Linked DNA regions of Mus musculus: region 1 is linked to region 2. Evidence: chromatin contacts called from ENCODE Hi-C or POLR2A ChIA-PET data. All regions are on one chromosome and are shown on one strand. Each heading gives the region's core, a stretch centred on a gene start or an enhancer-like site at or near the end of the contact. The rest is flanking DNA. Distances are from core to core; before and after follow the strand shown.

Evidence for each region. A loop is a pair of places that touch in the nucleus more often than their neighbours do. ChIA-PET counts read pairs that join two places held with the same protein, here RNA polymerase II (POLR2A).
Region 1: a loop to region 2 is called in a map of left cerebral cortex, with 2.9 times the contacts of the local background. The contact joins the promoter of Abt1 here to the promoter of Zkscan3 in region 2. A Hi-C loop is called at or near these places in 1 of 37 maps with a recorded cell type or tissue (left cerebral cortex). POLR2A ChIA-PET finds 5 or more read pairs at or near these places in 1 of 5 experiments (Patski).

What each region holds. Positions count from the first base shown.
Region 1 is chr13:23,420,249-23,425,971 of GRCm38, forward strand. Abt1 (activator of basal transcription 1) reads right to left here and starts at 3,618. Exons shown (of 3, transcript NM_013924.3): 1 at 3,338-3,618; 2 at 2,235-2,434; 3 at 1-2,087. The coding sequence starts at 3,584. The coding sequence ends at 1,725. It overlaps n-TYgta3 (a tRNA gene), which reads right to left and starts at 5,486; the gene lies at 5,398-5,486.
Region 2 is chr13:21,400,626-21,406,013 of GRCm38, forward strand. It overlaps Zkscan3 (zinc finger with KRAB and SCAN domains 3), which reads right to left and starts at 2,130. Exons shown (of 6, transcript NM_001145778.2): 1 at 2,047-2,130.

The DNA.
Region 1 (5,723 bases), core at 2,368-4,867, 2.0 Mb after region 2:
GGAAGTGGTATATATGTGATTGGGCCAGAGCAGGTCTTGAAGGCACAAGCAAGTTACTTGAAGAAGTTGCTCAAATGCCTATGGTTTCTACTCCTATTACAATGCCATCTGCTGCCAAGCATGTGCCTATAGCCTCATGGGGTGTTCCTATGATTGGCTGACTGAAGACTAGGACCTGGATTTCTGATAGCTCTATACGTTATGCAGGCACCACCCAGAAGTGGACAGCTGCAGTATAATCCCTTTCCAGGGCAACCCTGAAAGATACAGGTGAAGGAAAATCTTCACAATGGGCAAAACTTCGGGCAGTACACGTGGTATTAGTTTGTTTGGCAAAAGAAATGGCCAGATGTACAACTGTTTACTGACTCATGGTTTGTAGCCAATGGATTGGCTGGATGGTCAGGGATTTGGAAAGATAACAATTGAAAATTGGTGAGAAAGACATCTGGGGAAGAAGTATGTGGATAGATATTTCCAAGTGGGCAAAGGATGTGAAGATATTTGTGTCCCATTTAAACACTCACCAAAAGGTGACTTCAGCCAAGGAGGAGTTCAATAATCAAGTGGATTAGATGACCCGTTCTGTGGACAGTCAGCCTCTTTCCCCAGCCATCCCTGTCATTGCTCAATGGGCACATGAACAAAGTGGCTATGGTGACGGAGATGGAGGTTATGCTCGGGCTCAACAACAGGGACTTCCACTCACCAAGGCTGACCTGGCTACGGCTGCCGCTGAATGCCAGATCTGCCAATAGCAGAAACTAACACTGAGCCCCAGATTCTTTGAGGTGATCAGCCAGAAACCTGGTGTCAGGTTTACTACATTGGACTACTTCCTCCGTAGAAAGGAGATCTCTGAGTTCAAGGTCATGTGGGACAAAGCAAGTCCCAGATCCAGGAATGGCGGCACACACCTTTAACCTGGGCCACATCTTCTAAGGAGACCTACATAATGACATTGGAAGAAGGAAGACCCTCCTTCACCTGCTTGTCTTGTGGGACTGAGCAACTGCTAGACCCTTGCACTTCCATTCACAGGTGCTCCTGACCACTGTTGGGAGTTAAGACTACAGTCGGTAAACCATCAACAAATTCCATTACTATACAGAGACTACCCATAAGTTCTGTGACTCTACAGAACCCTGACTAACACAGGAGCATTGGGATCATATCTGATAGAGTAACTGAGATTCATGGGTGGAGGAGAATCATGCCTGTGCTAAAGTAACTGAGCGGCATGTATGGCTTCAAAAGAAGTTGAAACTTACTTAATGAAAAACTAAAAAGCATATAAAAATAAATTATTTTTTATTTTCAAATATAAGCCTCAAATTGGACCTCTAATCCAATTCCTGCTAATTCAGCCTTCCACCACAGTGAACAAACACCACAGACCACTACCCTAGTGGAGGGCAAGTCCACTCTTTCAGTCAGAAACTGTTAGCTGTCCACTGAGAAAGAGGCAGGCAATCAGAAATCAAACAAAACACAACAGGCACCTCCAGTGGTCTTCACCCTGGATAGGACGAGTAAGGTTCTCAGGCTGGCACTTACAGGATTTGTTCAAAGTAGGTAAAAGACACCAACAAAAGGCCTTTACCAGACTCTTGGTGTGTGGAATAGAGAAAACATCTGCCTAGATGGTCACACTCTTCAGGAAGCAGATCAGAATGGCGCAGGGCTGGTAGGTATTTCTTCCATCACCAGGAGTCCCTTATTGACTACGGTTTTTCCTTGCTCTCTGCAGGTAGAGGGGCTCCAAAGATCTTGGCAAGGAGCCCTCTGTTGGATCGGGCCTGGTCCTCGACATTAGCCAGCCGTGCTCTTTCCCGCCCTCCTGGCCGTGCAGCTTTCCGGGCCCTAAACTCCTGCTCAGTGGGACGCTGGGTGAATGTCCAGGAGCTATTTGGCCGAGTAGCATCCCCATCAGCTGCAAGGAAGTGTTGTCCCTGTTCTACGTTTCGAAGATAGAAGTCAGTCTCTCTCTTTGCTTGGGCGACCTCTGCTCTCAGGCGTTGCCTTCGTACTTGGCGCTCAAAGGCAAGGTGTTCACTGAGGTGGGACCAAGTAAAACGATGCAAATACTGTGAGAAGGAAAAGAAGAAAAGGTCACGGTAGGGAAGGTCGGGAGAAGAAACTGGGAGCTGCTCAGAGCTAGCAGGAAGGATGGGGTGCCTGGACTAGAGCTGGAGGGGGGAATGAAGATGTGGCAGACAAACTGAGAACCTCACCTTGAGGTTCCACAGGTCATAACGGAAGGGGCTGCGCTTGCGGGCGCCCATGGGCGTGTTATGTAGACTGGCTGCCACTCGCTTGGCTACACGCTTGTCTCGGAACTCCACCCAGCCTTCGGTATAGTCCTTGCTGTACTTAGCTCCCTTCTTTCCTCCTGCGGCCGCGGCTGCCTTCTTCTTGCGTTTCACAAAGTGGTCTGTAGGCCAAACACAATGAACATCCCATCAAGCACCCACTGAGACACACCTCAGTTTAGCCGTAAGCCACACCTGCTGGTTTAGGCGCTACTTTACAGGGATTGATGAAACACGGCTGTCTGTAAGGGGCAGCTCCTCCTTTCCTTAATTCATGCCTCCCTTCAAATGACAACTTCTTGAACATTAGAACAGCACCAAGAACAACACCAGTCCCCACCTCCATTTCCAAGTTGTGCATGTCAAGAGGTGGAAGAGAGCCAGGCATGGTAGTGCACGCCTTTAATCCCAGCACTTGGGAGGCAGCAGCAGGCGGATCTCTGAGTTCGAGGCCAGCCTGGTCTACAGAGTGAGTTCCAGGACAGCCAGAGCTACAAAGAAACCCTGTCTCGAAAAACAAACAAACAAACAAACAAACAAAGGTGAAGAGGCTGAAGGAGGCTAATCATACAGTTTCAGGGACTATTTGAAAATTGAGAGGGCTGGAGAGATGGCTCAGTGGTTAAGAGTACTGACTGCTCTTTCAGAGGTCCTGAGTTCAATTCCCAACAACCACATGGTGGCTCACAACCATCTGTAATGGGATCTGATGCCCTCTTCTGGTGTGTCTGAAGACAGCTACAAAAAGTAGTAAGTAAATAAAATTTTAAGAAATAGAAAGAAGAGAAGATCGTGGGTCTCTTTCAGGCCTTATTAAACCACTCTCTCTATCCACTCACCCTCTCCATTTCCCTTCCCCGCCCCTGCCTGCCACCTAAAGGACGTGAGTACTACACACTTAGCAGCTAGGAAGGGGCCACAGCCTTCCAAGAGCCAGCACCCCACGCCTCATTCGTGTACAGCCAAGAAAATGAGTCGCGCCCGGCTGCCCGCATCGTCACCTCTCCTTTCGACGCAGGGCTTACCCTCGGCCTGGAAGAAAACGCGTCCCACCTCGCCGTAGGCGCTGAGCAGGTTGCGTACGTGAAGGGGCCGGAATCGCGGCGGGACGTGGCCCAGGTACACAATCCCCGGAACTACCTTCTTCTTCTTCTTGCTGCTGCTGCTGCAGGCCGTGTCCTCGGGCTCCTCCTGATCCTCCGCCGCCTCTGCATTCGCCTCTTCCTCCATCGCAGCCTTTTGCTGCTCCACCAACTCTCCCGCTTTCACCATGGCAAGATCTGGGGAGCACGACAGCCGTGAATCTGTCGCCATCTGATGACGCACATCCTGCGAGCCAATCTGCGGTCGGGGCCAAGAAATGACGTAAATCCTGGGTGCGGAGGGGCGGGGCAGAGACAGACTGGGCGGGGCGGGAGGGGCGAGGCCAACAGACTGGACTGAGGAGAAGGGTTGGGAGCCGCAGGACCTGGGTCCCGGTAAAATACTTCCGTCGCGCGCAGCCCTCATCTGAGGCAAGCTCTCACGGAATATTTTTATTTTTTTTACAAATGTGCATGAATGATTTTTGCCTCCATGCATCAAGAGCGTACCCTGGTGCCTCTCGTGGGATTTTTACAGAACAGAGTGTTGAAAGAGTGTGTTGTAGAGACCAAAACAGCATTTTCTTCCAGGTCTGTGGTGCGAATGTGGTTGAAAGGTTAACACACATTTTAAAAAGTTTTATGAAGTTCAACTTGTAAACTTCAGTCTGAGCCTTGAAGTTTTAATTATTTGAAGTTTCAACATATTATTTGAATTTTTATTTTATTATTTGAATTATATGAAGTTTTAACATTTTAAAATTAAAGTTTTTGAAGCAGCTTATAAATTTGCACGCATTCTTTTGGGATTTTAATTGGAGTTGCGGTTTTAAAATTTTAAACGCGCCTTTAGTAATTTTACATTTCACCTTGTGAATACTTAAATCTGTAACTGTTTGAGTAAAAAGCTGAGTACTATTGTGTTCGAATCTGTGCAAGTTGATGAGCGAAAGGTCCGGGTTGCAGGTCTCAGCCTCGGACCAGCCGCCAGGGGGCGCGGTCCGCACATCAGCAGGCCGCCTCGCTTTTGGGACCTACACGCCAGGGCCAACGCAGAGGCGGGCCACAGCAGCTGATGACGCTCGAGCGATGATGCCTCTGCTAGAAATGATGTACTAACCTCCCCTCCTGCTTAACGGACGGACGGAGAGCAGGATGATCCTGAGGACTCAAGTTGTCCCTCGTCAAGGCCCTACATAATATTTTATCCTTCATCATCACGATGACATATAGAAGACAGGGCAACTGTGTCCACAGACTCTGGGCGTTATTTGTAAAGCTGAGGTGCTTCTGAGGACCTAATAACTAAACCTGACTTTGGGGACTTGCATTGAAGAGAACTTGCTGTTGGTTACCTCTGCTCCTTTTATGAAAAGTGAATATGGAGAGAAAAGACCCCTACTTTTAACTTTTAACTGACTACTTCACCAACAATGATGACACTTGAGAGCGTCTTATAGTTACTTCAAAACATTGAGAACTGGGGGAGGGGCACATGTAAAGAAGACACAAGAGTGTGGTGGCTAAGTGGCTTTCTGTACTTTGCACGTGCTTGAAATTATTGTTAATGAAATATTTGTACACATTAAATGCCAAATAAATGCCAAGTAAACTGGAAGTCGGGGCAATCCTGTAATCCTCAGCTCTTGGGAGATGGAGAAGAAAGGAAGTTCCAGACCAACCTGGGCTACAAGAGACCCTTTTAAATTTTAATTTATATATTAAAATTATGTATATATATGAGCATAGAGAGGATCGTGAAGAATCATTGAGTCGTCAATGAGTGAACATGCGAAATAGTCGTGCCAGGTATCTTTTCATCGTTACGCCTTCCCATGATCCAGTCTCGATTTCGTAAAATCTAAGTGCTCCCACCTTAAGTGTACCTGAAGTTTATTTTTACCTCAAATCCTACAACTGCGTGTTTCAAGTGACATTGGTACACTGGAAACCCTTAAAAGCCCTAGGATTCTCAGTATGGTGATATCTTTTCAAAAGATCGTTCCTTCGAGCCGGATTCGAACCAGCGACCTAAGGATCACTATTCTAGTAACTCTACAGTCCTCCGCTCTACCAACTGAGCTATCGAAGGAAGACGCCCAGCTACCCTTTAGGATATGTAAAATAGTTGGCTGACTTATTCTGATTCATTTTGAAATACAAGGAAATGTTTGGTAGGCACTAGGATATTCTAAAACTAAGTTAGCTAGTGATCCCTCAACAGTTGTTTAAGAACAGGTTTGAGTTGAGTGCTTTTAATGTATAAGTGTTTTACATAGATTTCCAAAAACTGCTCCTAAGAATGTTCACGAGCCCTTCCAGGCAGGGC
Region 2 (5,388 bases), core at 880-3,379:
TCTCCCCCCCCCTCAAAGTATCAGTAGAATAAAGCAACTGATGTGAGAATATTGAAAACCCAAGTTCTTCCACAAATAAATGTTATTTTTAAAGAGGAAGCAAAAGGAAGGTGGACTATCATAGATTACAAGGGACAGCAATTCTATACGTACTATGTAGTTTAAATATAGTATGCTCTAACTGTAAAAAGATACTTTTGGGTCAATCAGGAAAGCATGAATGCAATATTAAGGAATTACTATCAATTCTGTTCATGATAGTATGTCTAAATTAAAGCTCCTACTTTATAGCACATTGCTGTACCTGCAGATGAAGGGATCTGTTGTCTTGGCCTCTAGTTAGCTGTAAAAAGAATGAAAGAAAGACAGGGGAAGGAGAGCAGGAAAAGGAAGGAAAAGGGAGGCTGGTAAGGACGGATGGGGGAAAGGCAGGAAAAGCATGACTGAAGAGGACTATAAGATTTATGGCTGAATGGTGGGCCTACTACTGCAGGTGAGATGGAGTTTCTCTCTGATTCACATTCAAATCTTTACTAATGTCATTTTAAATAGTAAACAAAACCTTATCTTCTTTCTTTCCTGAGTACAGGCCAAAGCATTTTGTTGGGATCAAGGAAGAAGAGTAGAGCTGAGGCTAGAAAAATGAACACTGATACATTCTTAATAACGGCTTCACACACTCACGTTTTGTCAGCTTGCCTATCTGGAGTCTCACCAGCTGGGCAGAGTACAAAGGTACAGGATCAGAAGACTGTTTACCAACACAGGCGTTTGCCAAATAAGTAAACCAAAGACAAGGGTTTTGTTTTTGTTTTTGTTTTTTGTTAAGTTACAAATAGAGAAAAGAATGCTTCAGGGATCCCTGTATACCCTCAGGAGGTTAAAGATCCAATTCCTTAAGAAAAAGAAGGAAGATGAAAGGACTTTCAAAGACCACAAGAGGCATCAACTCAATGACCATGGCAAACTGTGTATGGTCAATATTAGCTTTAAAAACCTGCAAAAAGAACAAAGGGTGTTAGTGGGAACTCAGGATCAGATCGACTTATCTCTAATCTATCGCCAATCTACCTATCATCACTTCTAACTATCAGCCGTCCGTGTGGTTCTCACACTGGAGAGGAATCTCGCTGAGGGTCAGAAAGCTGGCAGGTCGGCAGCAATGTCTGCTTACAACAGGGTCCTAATCCTTCGCGGTTAGACGCTCCTCCTGTTTCTCAAGCTCCTCCTCCCACCAAAAAAAAAAAAAAAAAAAAAAAAAGGCATCCCCAGGATTTTAAACCTCTGTGAGCCTGACCATTACAAGACACTACACAAACCACTTTTACTCTTTGCTGTGGGATAGGCTCTTTTCCAGAATGTTCTATTTTCCCTCCTAAAATACAGAAATCATTCATTATAAAGAGAACTGATAAATAGTACTAACATTCAAAAGACAACAGCCAGTACCAAGGCTGATCGATGAAGAGAAAGTGCTGTCCTAGTTAGGAAAAGCAACAGGAATAATAACAGCTATCTTTACACTGTGCAGATTACCCCGTGCCTGGTACTATTTTAAGCACCTTTGCACAAATGAAGCCATTTATTCCTCACAACAATCCAGTAAGTTAGGCGACATCATTATCCCCTAAAATAGCAAAACACAGAAAGGTTAAGGGACTGGGGGGAGAAGTCACAAAGGAGCTGAGGCCAGATTCGACCAAGCAACCCGATTCCAAAGTTCTGGCTCTCTTCCAGTACCCCAGAATAAAGACCTTGGAACTGACCTTGTCTCCAGGAAAAGCAAAACTGTGACGTCTCCCATTTTCAAAGCTTAAGTACAAGACCCGAGAATCCCATCGCCAAACGCCCTGAGACTGACCAGACACCCGGAACCGGCCTGAGGCGAGGCGCCCGAGGCCCTGTCGGGCGCTCGGCCCAAGTGGCCACCGAGTTTATCTTCTCGGCGCCACTAGGCCGCGGAGGAAGATGTTTTGTCCCACCCCCAACCCCCACAAGCAGCCGACCCCTGCGGGAGGACGGTAACAGGACGGGACCCAAACCCACCCGCGAACGCAGCACCTCGTAGCACCCCGCAGTCACAAAAGTGTCGAAAGTCCGACCCCGGGGGGCGGGGCACAGAGCACTTCCGGCTTCTCTAGGCACCAGCGACACTCTATGATCCCCCCCTTCTCCCTCCTCTTAGTGGTTGCTTCGTAAAAAGACTTTTAAAAAGAAATTCTTTTAGCTGAAGTAGCAATGCAACATTTTCTCTCCTCCCTTTACTTCCTCCAGTTTTTTCCGTCCTCTTGGTTGCCTCGTAAAAAGACTTTTAAAAAGAAAAAAATTTTAACTGAAGTAGAATTACATCACTTTCCTTCCTCCCCCTAGTCTTTTCTCCTACCCTCTCACTCTCAAGCTGATAGCCTCTTTTCTTTGTTATTGCTACATTCATGTGTGTTTGTGTATATGTATATATGTTGTATATATGTATGTGCATGAACAAGTATATATCTATATCTATACAGATATAGAGATATCTGTATCTATATATGTACATATTCCACTGGCTAAGTTTTTGTTTTTATATGTTATTTGTGTGCATATGATTTCAAGGTTTCAAGACTGCATTGGACAGCTAATAAGAGGGCTCATCTTAGGGAGAGACTAATTCTCCATTTCCCAGCAGTCAATAGTTGCCAGTAGTTCTTTGGTTTGGGGTGGCACCCTGTGAAATTTTACCCCCTTCCATTGATATTGATATTGTCTATTGATACTGCAATTGTTTCAGTCTTGTGTATGCAGCCATTTCTTGGAGGCTGTTTCACAGCTGACATCCTAGATTTCTTACAATTTTTTTTTTGCCTCCTCTTCCTCCATGTCCTCTGAGCCATAGATGCAGGAGACATGATGTGGATGTATCTGTTGGGGTTGGGACCACCATGATCTGTCAGTCTTTGTTCTGTATCCAATTGGGTTTTTAGTGATGGTCTCTATTCTTTATAAAGAAAAGCATCTTGGATCACAGGTGGTAGCTACATTATCCAGGAAAGATGACTCTAGCACCAAGAGACTTTCAAAATTTGTTTTTTCCAAGGACAACTAAGGGAAGATAGCAAAAGAATGAGCTCCTATATAGCCTTCCTGAAATCTCTGTGATGTCAAGAAAAAGGAAAATTATATGTTCTCTATCGTCATAAAGAAGCCCTAGGGAAATGCATAAGAAAATGTTTGTTTAGAAACTGCATGAAAAGGGAAAATAAAAGTGAGAGGAAATTAAACTATTAATTATAAATATATAACAGTATTTTTGTTTTTGTTTTTGTTTTTGTTTTCCGAGACAGGGTTTCTCTGTGTAGCTCTGGATGTCCTGGAACTCACTCTGTACACCAGGCTGGCCTCAAACTCAGAAATCTGCCTGCCTCTGCTTCCAGAGTGCTGGGATTAAAGTCATGCGCCACCACGCCCGGCAACATATAACAGTTTTCAGGACCATTCTGAATGCCCTTTATAGAAAAAGCCAAGATAATTTAATCTTCAACTTATAATTAGCAAATTTAGCAAAGCTACTAAAATTTCAAAATTGATATTGATAGTTACATTTTTATAACAAACACAAATAAGAAAACATCACCTTAAAAGATAATCATTACAGTAGCAAGAAAATATAAAAGAGACCTCAACAGAAACAGAAAGGCTTTATTTATTAAGGATAGATAGTTGAAAGCCAGAGAAATTGGCTCATTCCTATGATCCCAGCATGTGGGAAGCTGAGGAGGAAGAGCCACTTCAAGTTACAGCTCCAAGTTCCAGGCCAGCTTGGAGTTCTGGATTACAGGGTGAGAGCCATCCTCACAAAACAAAACAGCCCCACTCATGGTCATGCAAGTAAACACAATTAAACCCAGTGGTTCACACACACAAAGAGACATCATGTTGTGGTGATCCCAGCCACAGAATTATTCTCATTGCTACTTCATAGCTGTAACTTAGATGTTATGAATCATAATATAAATATGTGATATGTAGTATATCTGATATGTGAACTTGGTGAAAGAGGTCCCAAAGAGGTCATGACCCACAGGTTGAAAGCACTACTATAGACAGCATTGCTTCTATTTTTGTGTCATAAGTACGCGTGGTCTTATTTATCTATATGAAATCTAGGAACTACAAATGAAAGCATGCAATATTTGTCTTTCTGAATGTGAATTCATTTGCTTAGTACGATTATCACCAATTATATTCATCTCCTATAACTTTTGATATAACTTTTTCTTTACAGCTGAAAAATTCTATCTATCTATCTATCTATCTATCTATCACATTTTAAACCTATTTCTCTGTTGAATGGATGGCTAGTTTAGTCTAAGAACTTAGCTATTGTGAATAGTGATGTAATAAACATTGATATGTAATTATCACTGTGTTATGTTTACCTGGAGTCATTTGGATAATGTTCAGCAGTGGTATAACTGGATCATATGGTCCAGTTAATAAAGATTTTCTCTCATTCTAGGCTGTCTTTCTCCTCAATTATTTCCTTTGCTATACAGACACATTTTAATTTCTTCCTTTCCTCCTTTAAAAAAAAAAAGATTACACACACACACACACACACACACACACCACCACCACCACCACCACCACCACCACCACTGTCCTCAGACGAACCAGAAGAGGGCATCAGATCCTATTACACCATGTGATTGCAGAGACTTGAACTCAGGACCTCTGGAAAAGCAGTCAGTGTTCTTAATTTCTTTAGACAGCATTTGTTAGCAGTTGGCATGTATTTCCTGGAAGACTGGCGTCATCCTCACAGTCATCCTGCCTCTGAAGCTTTTCTCCTACTTTTCCTTCTAAGAGTTTCAGCGTTAAAGATCTTCCAATAAGGTCTGATTCATTTAGGGTTGGCTTTTGTACAGGATCAGAATAAGGATCTGCTTTCATTCTCTTCCATATGCAGTATTGAGATCACACACACATCACACTGAAAACAGTTCTTTAGGAAAAAATGATGAGCACCTGAATGGCAAAGCTCACTGGAAATTAGACTCCTTTTTTACTTTCACTGTATTTTTTTACATGTATGAGTATTTTGTCTGCATCAACGTCAATCCACCATGTGAACGTGTGGCACTGGAGAAAGCCAGAAAGGAATACTGGATCTCCTGGAACTGGAGTTACAGGTGGCTGTGAGCTGCTATGTAGGTGCTGAGAATCAAACCCAGGGCTTAGGCTAGAGTAGCAACCCTCTTAGCTCTTGAGTCATCTCTCCATTCCCTATTACTAGAAAAATTTAACCAATAAATACAGAGGCTTAAAATGTGGCTCAGCGGGTAGAGTTCATCCTTAATGTGTGCAGAGCCCTGATTGCAGTCCTCAGTTCCACAGAGTGTGGTGATA